Regions from separate parts of the Homo sapiens genome. Here regions 1 and 3 are each linked to region 2. Evidence: chromatin contacts called from ENCODE Hi-C or POLR2A ChIA-PET data. All regions are on one chromosome and are shown on one strand. Each heading gives the region's core, a stretch centred on a gene start or an enhancer-like site at or near the end of the contact. The rest is flanking DNA. Distances are from core to core; before and after follow the strand shown. Region 1 has its middle 190 kb from the start of PLXNC1. Region 2 overlaps LOC105369911 (a long non-coding RNA gene). Region 3 overlaps LOC105369912 (a long non-coding RNA gene).

What was found. Hi-C counts contacts between places; a loop is a spot of excess contacts on that map. ChIA-PET counts read pairs that join two places held with the same protein, here RNA polymerase II (POLR2A). Pooled maps may share reads with other maps.
Region 1: a map of cardiac septum shows a loop between it and region 2 (2.3-fold over the local background). The contact joins two enhancer-like sites. A Hi-C loop is called at or near these places in 7 of 168 maps with a recorded cell type or tissue (ascending aorta, cardiac septum, heart left ventricle and 1 more) and 5 of 50 pooled maps. POLR2A ChIA-PET finds 5 or more read pairs at or near these places in 1 of 52 experiments (HEK293).
Region 3: a map of ascending aorta shows a loop between it and region 2 (2.1-fold over the local background). The contact joins two enhancer-like sites. A Hi-C loop is called at or near these places in 7 of 168 maps with a recorded cell type or tissue (Right ventricle myocardium inferior, aorta, ascending aorta and 1 more) and 3 of 50 pooled maps. POLR2A ChIA-PET finds 5 or more read pairs at or near these places in 3 of 52 experiments (HEK293, OCI-LY7 and SK-N-SH).

The regions. Positions count from the first base shown.
Region 1 is chr12:93,952,670-93,956,212 of GRCh38, forward strand. No RefSeq gene overlaps it. Among named protein-coding and RNA genes, the nearest start is that of PLXNC1, 190 kb to the right of the region's middle. Within about 2 kb of position 2,247, at least 6 of the 41 ENCODE cell types and tissues checked have a DNase peak (open chromatin) inside an H3K27ac peak, as active enhancers do; they include ascending aorta, where a contact is called at or near this core.
Region 2 is chr12:93,916,137-93,919,635 of GRCh38, forward strand. The region is part of intron 1 of LOC105369911 (a long non-coding RNA gene); the gene reads right to left. Among named protein-coding and RNA genes, the nearest start is that of CRADD-AS1, 180 kb to the left of the region's middle. Within about 2 kb of position 2,156, at least 5 of the 41 ENCODE cell types and tissues checked have a DNase peak (open chromatin) inside an H3K27ac peak, as active enhancers do; they include ascending aorta, where a contact is called at or near this core.
Region 3 is chr12:93,971,412-93,974,837 of GRCh38, forward strand. The region is part of intron 2 of LOC105369912 (a long non-coding RNA gene); the gene reads right to left. Among named protein-coding and RNA genes, the nearest start is that of PLXNC1, 180 kb to the right of the region's middle. Within about 2 kb of position 1,385, at least 2 of the 41 ENCODE cell types and tissues checked have a DNase peak (open chromatin) inside an H3K27ac peak, as active enhancers do; they include ascending aorta, where a contact is called at or near this core.

The DNA.
Region 1 (3,543 bases), core at 997-3,496, 37 kb after region 2:
AAAAATCCATGTAGTCTCATATCCATTAAAGAAGTTAAGTTTATAGTTGAAACCTCCCCAACAAGAAATTTCTAGATTTGGTTTGTTCCACTGGTGAGTTTGTCAAACATTTGAGGAAGAAATAAAATTTACCTTACACAAACTCAGAAAAAACAGAAAAAGCAAACACTTTCCAACTCATTACATGAGTTGGAACATGTAATGAATTGGAAAGTGTTTGCTTTTTCTCTTTTTTCTGAGTTTGTTAAGGTATTATGTTGAGGCCAACATAATACTGATACAAAAACCAGGTAAGGATATTACAAGAATAAAATTATAGACTAATATTGTTCAGGAACATAGTAGGAACAAAAATCCTTAACGAAATACTAGCAAACAAAATCTAGCATTAGAGAAAATAATACATTTTGACTAAGTGGGTTTATACCAGGAATGCAGGATTGGTTAAACAATAAAAAACTAATCAGTATAATTTACCACATTAATGAAATAAGAAAATGTGATGAACTTAATAAATTCAGAGAAAGTATTTGGTAAAATTTAGTACCCATCTATTATAGAAATTCTCAGAAAACTAAGAATGGAAAAAATAATTAATCAGTATGATAAAGGATTTTTATGAAAAACTCAGCGTTATTATGAATAAGTCTGTTTGAACGTTCATAGCAACCTTATACATCATGCCTCTAATCTGGAGACTATCCTAATGTCCACCAACAAGAGAATTAACATACAAACTATGGTTTATTCATACAATGAAATAGTACTCAGCAACAAAAAAAGATAAATTACCGATACATGCAACAAAATTGATGAGTCTTAAAACACTGTGATGAATACAGGATGCAAGACACCAAATTGCACATACCGTATGCCTCCATTTATATAAAATCCTAGAACAGATAAAACCTATGCATGTTGATAGTAATCAAAACAGTGCTTTTCTTGATAGTGCTGGGATTGCAGAATATGGTGTCTACTGAATGCGTATCACATCCACATCATCATAAAGTTGAAAAGCCCTAAATAGAAAAATCCTAAATTGGGGTCATTTAATACCTTTTTTTTTTTTTTTTTTGAGATGGAGTTTTGCTCTTGTTGTCCAGGCTGCAGTGCAATGGCATGATCTCGGCCCACTGCAACATCTGCCTCCTGGGTTCAAGCGATTCTCCTGCCTCAGTCTCCCCAGTAGCTGGGATTACAGGTGTGCGCCACCATGCCCAGCGAATTTTTGTATTTATAGTAGAGACGGGGTTTCACTATGTTGGTCAGGCTGGTCTCGAACTCCTGACCTCAGGTGATCTGCCTGCCTTGGTCTCCCAAAGTGCTGGGATTACAGGTGTGAGCTACCATGCCCGGCCCATTTAATAAATATTGATGTGTACTTTCTAATATATGCCAAGTACTATTTCTACGTACCAGTCATAGTAAGTTCTGTAAAAAAATAGTGCAGAGGAAGGGAAGAAACAGTGACGGTGGTGGGCAATAGAGTGTGCTATTTTGTGTAAGATATCCTTTGAGCTGAGCAGAGACCTGCAAAAGGTAAAAGAGTGAGGCATGAGGGTATCTAGGGAGAAAGCTTTGAAACAGAGGGAAAAGCATGTGCAAAGACTCTGAGATGAATGTGCTGGGCATGTGTGTGGCACAGCAAAAAGGCCAATGTTGCTAAAGTGGCATGAGTAATAGGGACGGTGGGAAGAGATGGGGTGAGTGAGAGGCTGGGAGAACATTTTCATTCTAAATGATCTGAGAAGTCATAGAGGGTTTTCCATAAGGAATGATGGCAGCTGACATTTTCATGATATCACTCTGACTGTTTTACTGAGAATAAATAAATTACTAAGGGGGCTCAAGGCAATAGTAGGGGCAGTTATTGCAATCTTCTGGACAAGAGATACTGTTGACTTTTGACTAAAATAGTAGTGGTGGGGTGTTGAAACATGGTCAAACTCTGATCATATTTAGAAGGCAGAGTCATCGGGGTTTGCTGATGGATTCAATGTGGGACATGAGACAGAAGTCAAGGACAACTCCAACGTTTTTCTTTGGGAAATTGTAAAGGTTAATTTTATGTGTCAACTTGACTGGGTCACAGTGAACCCAGACATTTGGTCAAACATTACTCTGGGTGTGTCTGTGAGAGTGTTTCTGGATGAGACTAACATTTGAATCAGCAGAATGAGTAAAGCAGATTGCCTTTCCGATGGTGGGTGGCCCTCATCCGATCTGTTGACGGCCTGAATAGAACAAAAAGTCTAATCCTTCCTCCAGGAAGAGGAAAGTCCTTCTGCCAGACTGAGCTAGGACACTGATTGGATCTAGCCTTCAGACTCGGACCGAAACATCAGCTCCCCTTGGGTCTCAAGCCTGCTGGCGTTCAGACTGGAACTTACAACACTGGCTGGAACTTACATCACTGGCTCTCTTGGTTCTTAGACTCAGACTGGACTACACATTAACTCTCCTGGTCTCCTGGTCTCCAGCTTGCCAACAACAGATCTTGAGACTTCTCAGCCTCCATAATCACATGATCCAATGTCTCATAACCTCTCTCTCTCTCTCTCAGTTCGTTTATCTGGAGAACACTGAATAATACAGCAACTAAAATAATGCATTTGCCATTTATGAAGATAGAGATCAAGGTTTCTGTTTGGCCATGTTAAGTTTGAGATGCCTCTTAGACATGCAGATGGAAATGTTGAGTAGGCAGTTCAATATATAAGTCTGGGGTCTAGGGATGAGGTCAAGGCCGAAACTAAAAAGTAGGAGTTTTTATCATTTGATAAAATTTATATCCACTAGACTGAATGAGACCACCTAGAGAATGAATACAAAGATGAGAAGTGGTGTAAGGACTGAGCCCTCAGATACTTCAATATTTAGAGATCAAGAAGATGAAAGAAGTCTAGCAAAGGCCGCTGAAAGGGAGCTTGTCAGCAGGAAGACTGAGGGACATCCTAGAAGCCAGGAGAAGAAGTGTTTCGAGGAGGAACAAGTGATCAGCAGTACCAAATGCTACTACTGACTTATGGAGAAACGAGATTGGGCCATTAAACTGGCAACAGGCAGGTTACTGCTGACTTTGACAACAACATTGTCAGTGGAGTGGGTTCAGGAAACAATGGGAGGAGAGAGTGAAGACAAAAAAAAAATAGAAAAATACTTTACAAAGTTTTGACCCAAGACAATTAGAAAGATGGAACAATAGCAAGAGGAATTTTGGAAGTCAGGGAAAATTTTTCAAAGATAGCTACAGCATATCTGGATATTGATGGGAATGATCCAATAGAGAAGAAAAATTCTATGACAATGTAGACAGAAAAGGGGGAGCATTGCACGTATGAAGTCCTTGTGTAGGTGAGAGAACATGGGGTTCAGGGATTGAGGTATTGTTCTTAGGTAGAGCCTGGAAAGATCAAATATAGTAGTAGGAGGGAAGACAGAACTTAAGGAACAGATGCAAATAAGTTAGTGGATTTGATAGTGGGTGAGTATGAAAGTTCTTTTCCTAGTGCTTTTATTTTCTCTGTGAAAATCCAGATT
Region 2 (3,499 bases), core at 906-3,405:
ATTAATAATAATAATTATAATAATGGCAGCACATTGAACCCATTAAATATAATAGGAAGCCATGACTCCACCTAACTGAATACATAAATGGAAAGTTTAATGAAGAATAGGATATATGTATGTTTTTAAACTACCTCACCACAAAATACTTATTAATTACTAAGAATGACTTATTAATTACAAAGTCTAAACAAAATACTTATTCATTACAAAAAGTACAAGAACCAGTGGAAAGCCTGACAGACGCTTCCTTAAGCAAGAGATCAAAGTGAACACTATCATGATGGGACAAGCTGAGCTCATGTGTCACCTGACAGGATGCAGCAAGAAGACCCCGACATCCCGTTGGTGACATTCCTGCCAAAGACACATAGCCTGAATCTACTTGTAGGGAAACACAGACACACCCAAACTGAGAGGCATTCAGCAACACAGCTGACCTTGAAATATTCAAAAGTGTCAGGATCAGGCCAGGCACGGTGGCTCATGCCTATAATCCCAGCACTTTGTGAGGCTGAGGCTGGTGGATTGCCTGAGCTCAGGAGTTCAAGACAAGCCTGGGCAACATGGTGAAACGCCGTCTCCACCAAAACAATACAAAAAATTAGCCAGGCATAGTAATGTGCATCTGTGGTCCCAGCTATCGAGAGGCTGTGGCGGGAGAATCGCTTGAGCCTGGGAGGCAGAGATTGCAGAGAGCCAAGATCATGCCACTGCACTCCAGCCTGGGAGACAGAGTGAGACCCTGTCTCAAAAAAAAAAAAAAAAAAAGTATCAAGAAAGACAAAGAAAGACTGAGAAGGTATTCCAGACAAAGGAAGTAAAAAACACAGCCAGCCTGTAGTCTCAGTACTTTGGGAAACCAAGACAGGAGAATCACTTCAGCCTAGGAGTTTCAGACCAGCTTGGGCAACATAGTCAGACCCTGTCTCTAAAAAATAAAAATTAAAAAAAAAAAAAAAAGAACCAACCGTAACTTGGTTCTGGACTGGATTATTTTGTTGTAAAGAACATTATTGGGACAATTGGCATAACTCAAATGGGATCTGAGGAATAGACAGCAGGGCTATGTCAATGTTGATTTCCTGATTTTGCTGGTTAATGTGGGGTCATGCAGGACCACATCCTTGTTTGGAGGAATTCCACCCTAAAGTATTTAGGGGCAATGGGACATCAAATTGCAACTTACCATCAAATGGTTTAGGAAAAAATAATTCTTTGTACTGTCCTCCAATTTTTCCATAAATGTGATTTTGTTTTTCAAAATAAAAAAAATAAAAAAGAAAAGTAAGAAAAAAAAGAAGTCAGTGCCTTGTTTAGCTGGGAGGAAGGCCATGGTCTTGGGCACAAGCCTGAGATGTTTCTCGAAATTGAATTGCCTCTTTGCTGACTCCTGTGGGGACCTGGGTGGAAATGGAGGAGGGAGGCCTAAGATATCAGATGAATAAGTTTGCTCATAATCTTGCTACTCAGTTAGAAGGATTCATGATGATTTGTTGTGTAATCTTTTAGGAATGTGTGTGTGTGTGTGTGTGTGTGTGTGTGTGTGTGTGTGTGTAGAAACCTTTTTTTTTTAACTGGACAACATACTATGCCTACCGTTTATGAGCTTGCCTACTTCATGGTATTCTTCAACATCATTTTTAAAGGTTAGCTAATGAGTATCCCATTGGATGTGAATCATCATTTAGTTTACTAACCCCAGCTGGAGTTGGATTTGACATTCCTTGGTCCACCCTCCATACCTCATATTTTCAGTTCATGCTGTGCCTCAATGAGAAAGAAAAGAGGGAAGAGCTGCCAGGTTCTTTCTGGAAGACCTTATATTGTTTCCCACTTTCCCATGAACAGAATTGGGCAATGGGAGGAAGTTTTGAGGAGAGATTAAGATCATGCTCAGATGAGCTAGGTTTAATGACCAATTCTCCTCTTACCAGCCATGTGAAGTTGGACATGTTACCTGACATCTGTGTGCCTCAGTTTCCTCATCTGTAAAAGGGGGTGAAATGAAAAGTACCCATCTCACAGCGTTATTGAAAGATGAACAGACTCTAAGTAGCTGGCACATGTAAGTGCTCATTGGTGTTGGCCATTGTTAATACTATGAATAAATGTAAGAGGCAACTTTTGAGGTCTGCAGAAGGTTAAAAAGACACCAAGTGGGGCAACCTCCTCTGCCGAAGGGGAAATAGTCCTCTGTGTTGGTGGTGAGGCATAATTATGATGGAAAAAACATTTTCCAAGGTCTGGAACTGACGTGTACTCCTTGTGACATTTTAATCTGTGAGTAATAGATTCCATTGCCTACAGGGCTGCAATTTTTCCATTTATTGCTTTTTCCTCTTCTCTCCCAAACCTGGATTCTGCCTTTTCTCAGCTCCAGCCTGCCTCTAGCAACCATGAACTGTTTCTGGATAATCCCCTTCCCGCGCCAGCTTCTCTACTCAACTCAGGCAAGGAAGCCGAAAGCCCCAGAGCCACACTGCCTTTCTCGGGGAAAGTGGAGAGGACCTACTGTTTGCTCCATTAGTTACATTGCTTTCCATGCTCATGACAACTCTCTAATGCAGACACTGCAATGATCCAGGGTGCAGCAGAGGGGTTCCATGAATGGGCTTTGGAATCAGCGAGTACAGGACTGGCTTTGCCTCTCATACACTCACTGTGAAACCTGAACATCTGAGGCTCAGTTTTCTTATCTCTAGAATGAGCGGGACAATACTAATGACCTTACAGGACTATTAGGAAGATTGAGTTAAATCACACATGTAAAGTATATGCTTGTATTAGTCTGTTTTCACTCTGCTATAAAGAACTGCCTTAAACTCGGTAATTTATGAAGGAAAGAGGTTTAATTGACTCACAGGTCAGCATAGCTGGGGAGGCCTCAGGAAACTTACAATCATGGCAGAAGGGGAAGGGGAAGCAAGGCACCTTCTTCACAGGCGGCAAGAAGGAGAAGTGCCAAGTGAAGGGGGGAGAGTTCCTTATAAAACCATCAGATCTCGTGAGAACTCACTCATTCTCACAAGAACAGCATGGGGAGAATCGCCCTTATGATTCAATTACCTCCACCTGGTCTCTCCTTTGGCACATTGGGATTATGGGTATTATAGGGATTACAATTCAAAATGAGATTTAGGTGGGGACACAAAGCCTAACCATGTAAATGGTTAATTAAACCTATTTCCTTCAATGATACAGCCCCTAGAGCACAATGGATGCTCAGTAGATGCTAATTACCATAATTATCATTATTTGGAGTTGAAAAAATGAGCCTTGGGGTAATATAATTATTATAACTATAATTAATAATTATACTCTTCTCATTACATTTTGGAGGTGCAGAAACCCTGGTATACTTATCTCTAAGTTTAGTCCTTTTCCCACTGTACACAGCGGCTTGTCCCACTGTGCTGAAAACTACCATTCCCCTATCTTCTATAGTAATAGAAATTCTAGATGATTGTATGACCACCAGCTAAGATTACATTTCCCA
Region 3 (3,426 bases), core at 135-2,634, 55 kb after region 2:
ACTCTTTCTCTGCTGCAACCCCCAGTGTCTCAGTATGCTGACTCACTGTGCATCAGGCAATGAACCTATTATAGTTACAGAAGGACTGTAAATCACAGAGTTGTCCCTTGTGGCCATGTCTGGACTATTGACCCTAGCTCCTAATCTACTTCCAGCCATTGGATCAGGGGTGGAACCTGGCTTAATTTGACCAGTTGCAGTAATTTGCTCCTTTGGGCATGGTTCATTGGTCCTGGAGTGGCCATCTGAGACAAACCAAATTAACCACGATTGTTCCCCAGAACTTTTCAAACTGGAACTAAGAAAAGAGAGCTGGTTTCATTTTGGAGGTGAAGATGTGGGCTCTGAGGCCTGGAATCTAAATGTGACCATGTGACCTACCTGTTAAAGAGATCATTTTAAGAGAATGAAGCATGGAGTGGCAGATGAGAGATGGGGAGAAATTCTACTGGCAGAGAATGTAAGTTCCCAATTCAGTTGTCCTCATAGTCCAGCTGCACTTCACATCTTCCCGCAGTTATGAGAATCCACCTCCAATAAATTCCCATTGCCTGACTAAATTATTTAAAGATGGGTTTCCATGCATAGAAATCAAAAAAAGTTCTAACTGGCTGGGTGCTGTGGTTCACACCTGTAATCCCAGCACTTTGGGAGGCATTGGTGGGTGGATCACTTGAGTTCAGGAGTTCGAAACCAGCCTGGGAAACATGGTGAGACCCTGTCTCTGAAAAAAAAAAAAGTTTTAACTAATATACCTCTCCTTACCCTTTTTGATTGTGACTTAAAGTATTCTCAGTTAAGTTCTAAGCATCTTAGGAGATGCTAGAGGCATGGGTGAGCCAAATAAATGAAGTCGCAGAGCCCCGGCATATTGCTGTGTTATGTGAGGCCAGAGGAAACCCAGGGAGTTCTTCAATGGGAATATTCTATTTTGATTTGCTGAGATCTGCTGAAGGCTCCTTCTTGGGTTAAACACAAGTATTCCCCCAGCTTGCAGAGACGTTTTTGTTTTGTTTGAAAAAGTACTGTATCAAATGCAGTCCTTTGGTTGGCAGAGCTCCTTATATATCTTCTACATCTCTTGTGGCACTTTCACATCCATTATCACATTTTTACCTCTTAAGCGTTCCTAGAGGTGAGTGAGGCCAAATGGTACATTACTATTTTAAAAGGAGGAGGCAACTGCATTCCAGAAGGATTAAGTGTTTTGTTGAGAGCTACTGAGTTTGTCCAGGACAAAATCAGCCTGAAAATTGGGTTTCCTGACTCTCAGGATTTAATCCGTGCCCTACCCACATTTGACCAAAAACAAATGAGTCTTGCGGCTTCTCTGGTTCTTAGTCTGAGAAGGCAAAGACAAGGGGCTGGGAAATGCCCCTCCAACTGGCCATGTGGACTTGTAATAAGCATGTAAATACCATGCTGGGACATGGCGGCAAGGCTCATTTGCTGCCTTCTCACAAAGTGGAATGGGAGAATTCGTTGCACGGTATTAACCAATTGGTTGCCTAGTAGTCTGGTGAAGTGTATTAAGGACATTACCAGAGCAATGTAAGCTAAGGCCAAGGAGGACAGTCTGACCAGAGGAAGACCACAGAGTATGTGTTTCTACATTTACATATGACTCAGGAGAGTTTGGCATCATAGCTGGGACCATTTTCCAAACTGAAAGAAGGAATTTCTCTACTTGCGAGGGTGGCTGGGCAGGCTCCATGGAGACAGAAGTTTGCCTGCAGAATTACTTGGCTTTGTGTATAGCTAGAGGTGGTCAACTACACTTCCCCTTCCAACAGGCAGCCAATTGGAGAGGGCTAGGGTTTGCAGATGGCTCTTCTGCTCTTCTCACCATGGCCCTGGCAAAAGCAACCATTCAGACTCCATTTGTGGTGAAAGGAAACACAGTTGAAGGGTATGTTTTACCAGGGATGAAAACCAAGTGAACCCAGGAATATATCGTGAGGCTCCTTTTTTCAGCTCAAGGCCCTGAAAAGAAAACTGAACTTTGTTGATAGTATTTGACTATTGTTCGTGTTTAAGGGCCTCCAAAATTTGGAAATGGGGGAAACAGGACTGACTTTTTAAGTGCTTAACTGTAATAACTGTAGTATTGGACTAAATGTGAAAGATCAACGGAAAAAGACAGGATGACTTCCAAAGCCCTTGGACTAGCTGGGAGTGGGAGGATGGTGGTGCAAGGGGAGGCAGTGGTTGGGATGGGCAACTGTGGAAACAGAGAAAAAAGACAGACACAGAGACAAATATTGGTGGTGCTCATTCAAACACTTCCCAATGGAAAAGAAGCCTTAGCCAATGGATTTTGGGGGTGCAATGCCACTCCTAGTGGGTAAATGTATCTAGAGGGGTATAATAGCTCTTGTGTTTGTGCCTTCACATTCTGTCTGTAAGACTATCTCTGTGTGACATGAAAGATGTACTGAGTAGCTTACTTTGCTACTGCATACCTTTGGCTTATCCAATTCTCTTTGATCTGATGTCACACTCAACAAGTAATCTCCTGATTACTGTTTAGCTCCTACAGGGAAAGAATGTATTGATCCTAGAAACTTCGGATATTCTTGTCCTTCTAAAGATGGTTTCTTACGAGAAGTGAATAACTTGGCATTCTGATGTTTTATATCAGCCTTTTGAATGTAATTAGCATGAGCCTGCCCTGAGAGACGCATGGCATGATGTGTTGACAAAGTCAGGTCTGAGCTCACCAGTCTAATTATCCAACTACTGATGATTGTAAATTTGTAAGGTAATAAATGATACACTGTCAGGCCATTTGGGAGACGGCCGGCCAACCTTCCCACAGTGGGGTATCCTGATATCACCCTGTAACTGAGAAATCACATTTGGAACTTTAATACAACCCTCTTTGAGGAAGAAATAGCTACAGCAAGGTAAAAATAGAGTGTTAGTGATAGGAGGTAGGAGTGGTGCTAAAAATGTTTATGGCATGAATATAGTAGCCGTGAGAATGTGTCTCACAGACTTCCAACCACAGGGAAGTAGCTGTGCTCTGAAATCTATTGTTATATTTGCACCGAGGCCACACTTCCAGTGGGTTGCTCCCAGTGACTGAGCATAGCAGGAATACTAAAGCGGGCCCATTCCTGGGAAACAAAAGACTCCTCTGATGGCTGATGTTGGCATGAGAACTCCCCAGCAGCCTTGCCAAATCTCTTCTAGATTGCCTAGCAGTCTAGAATGCTTCCAATCAAGCTTCCTTCCCATGCTCCTTCTTGGGGTCAGATTTTCATCATGCTCCTTACATATTTAGTCTTGTCTTTTCAAATTCCCTAAACAATCACAATGAAAAACATTGGATGAGATGTGAAAGGTCAATGGAAAAAGATAAGATGACTGATGACTTCCAAAGCCCTTGGACTGGCTGGGAGTAGCCAGGATCTTGCAGGAAAG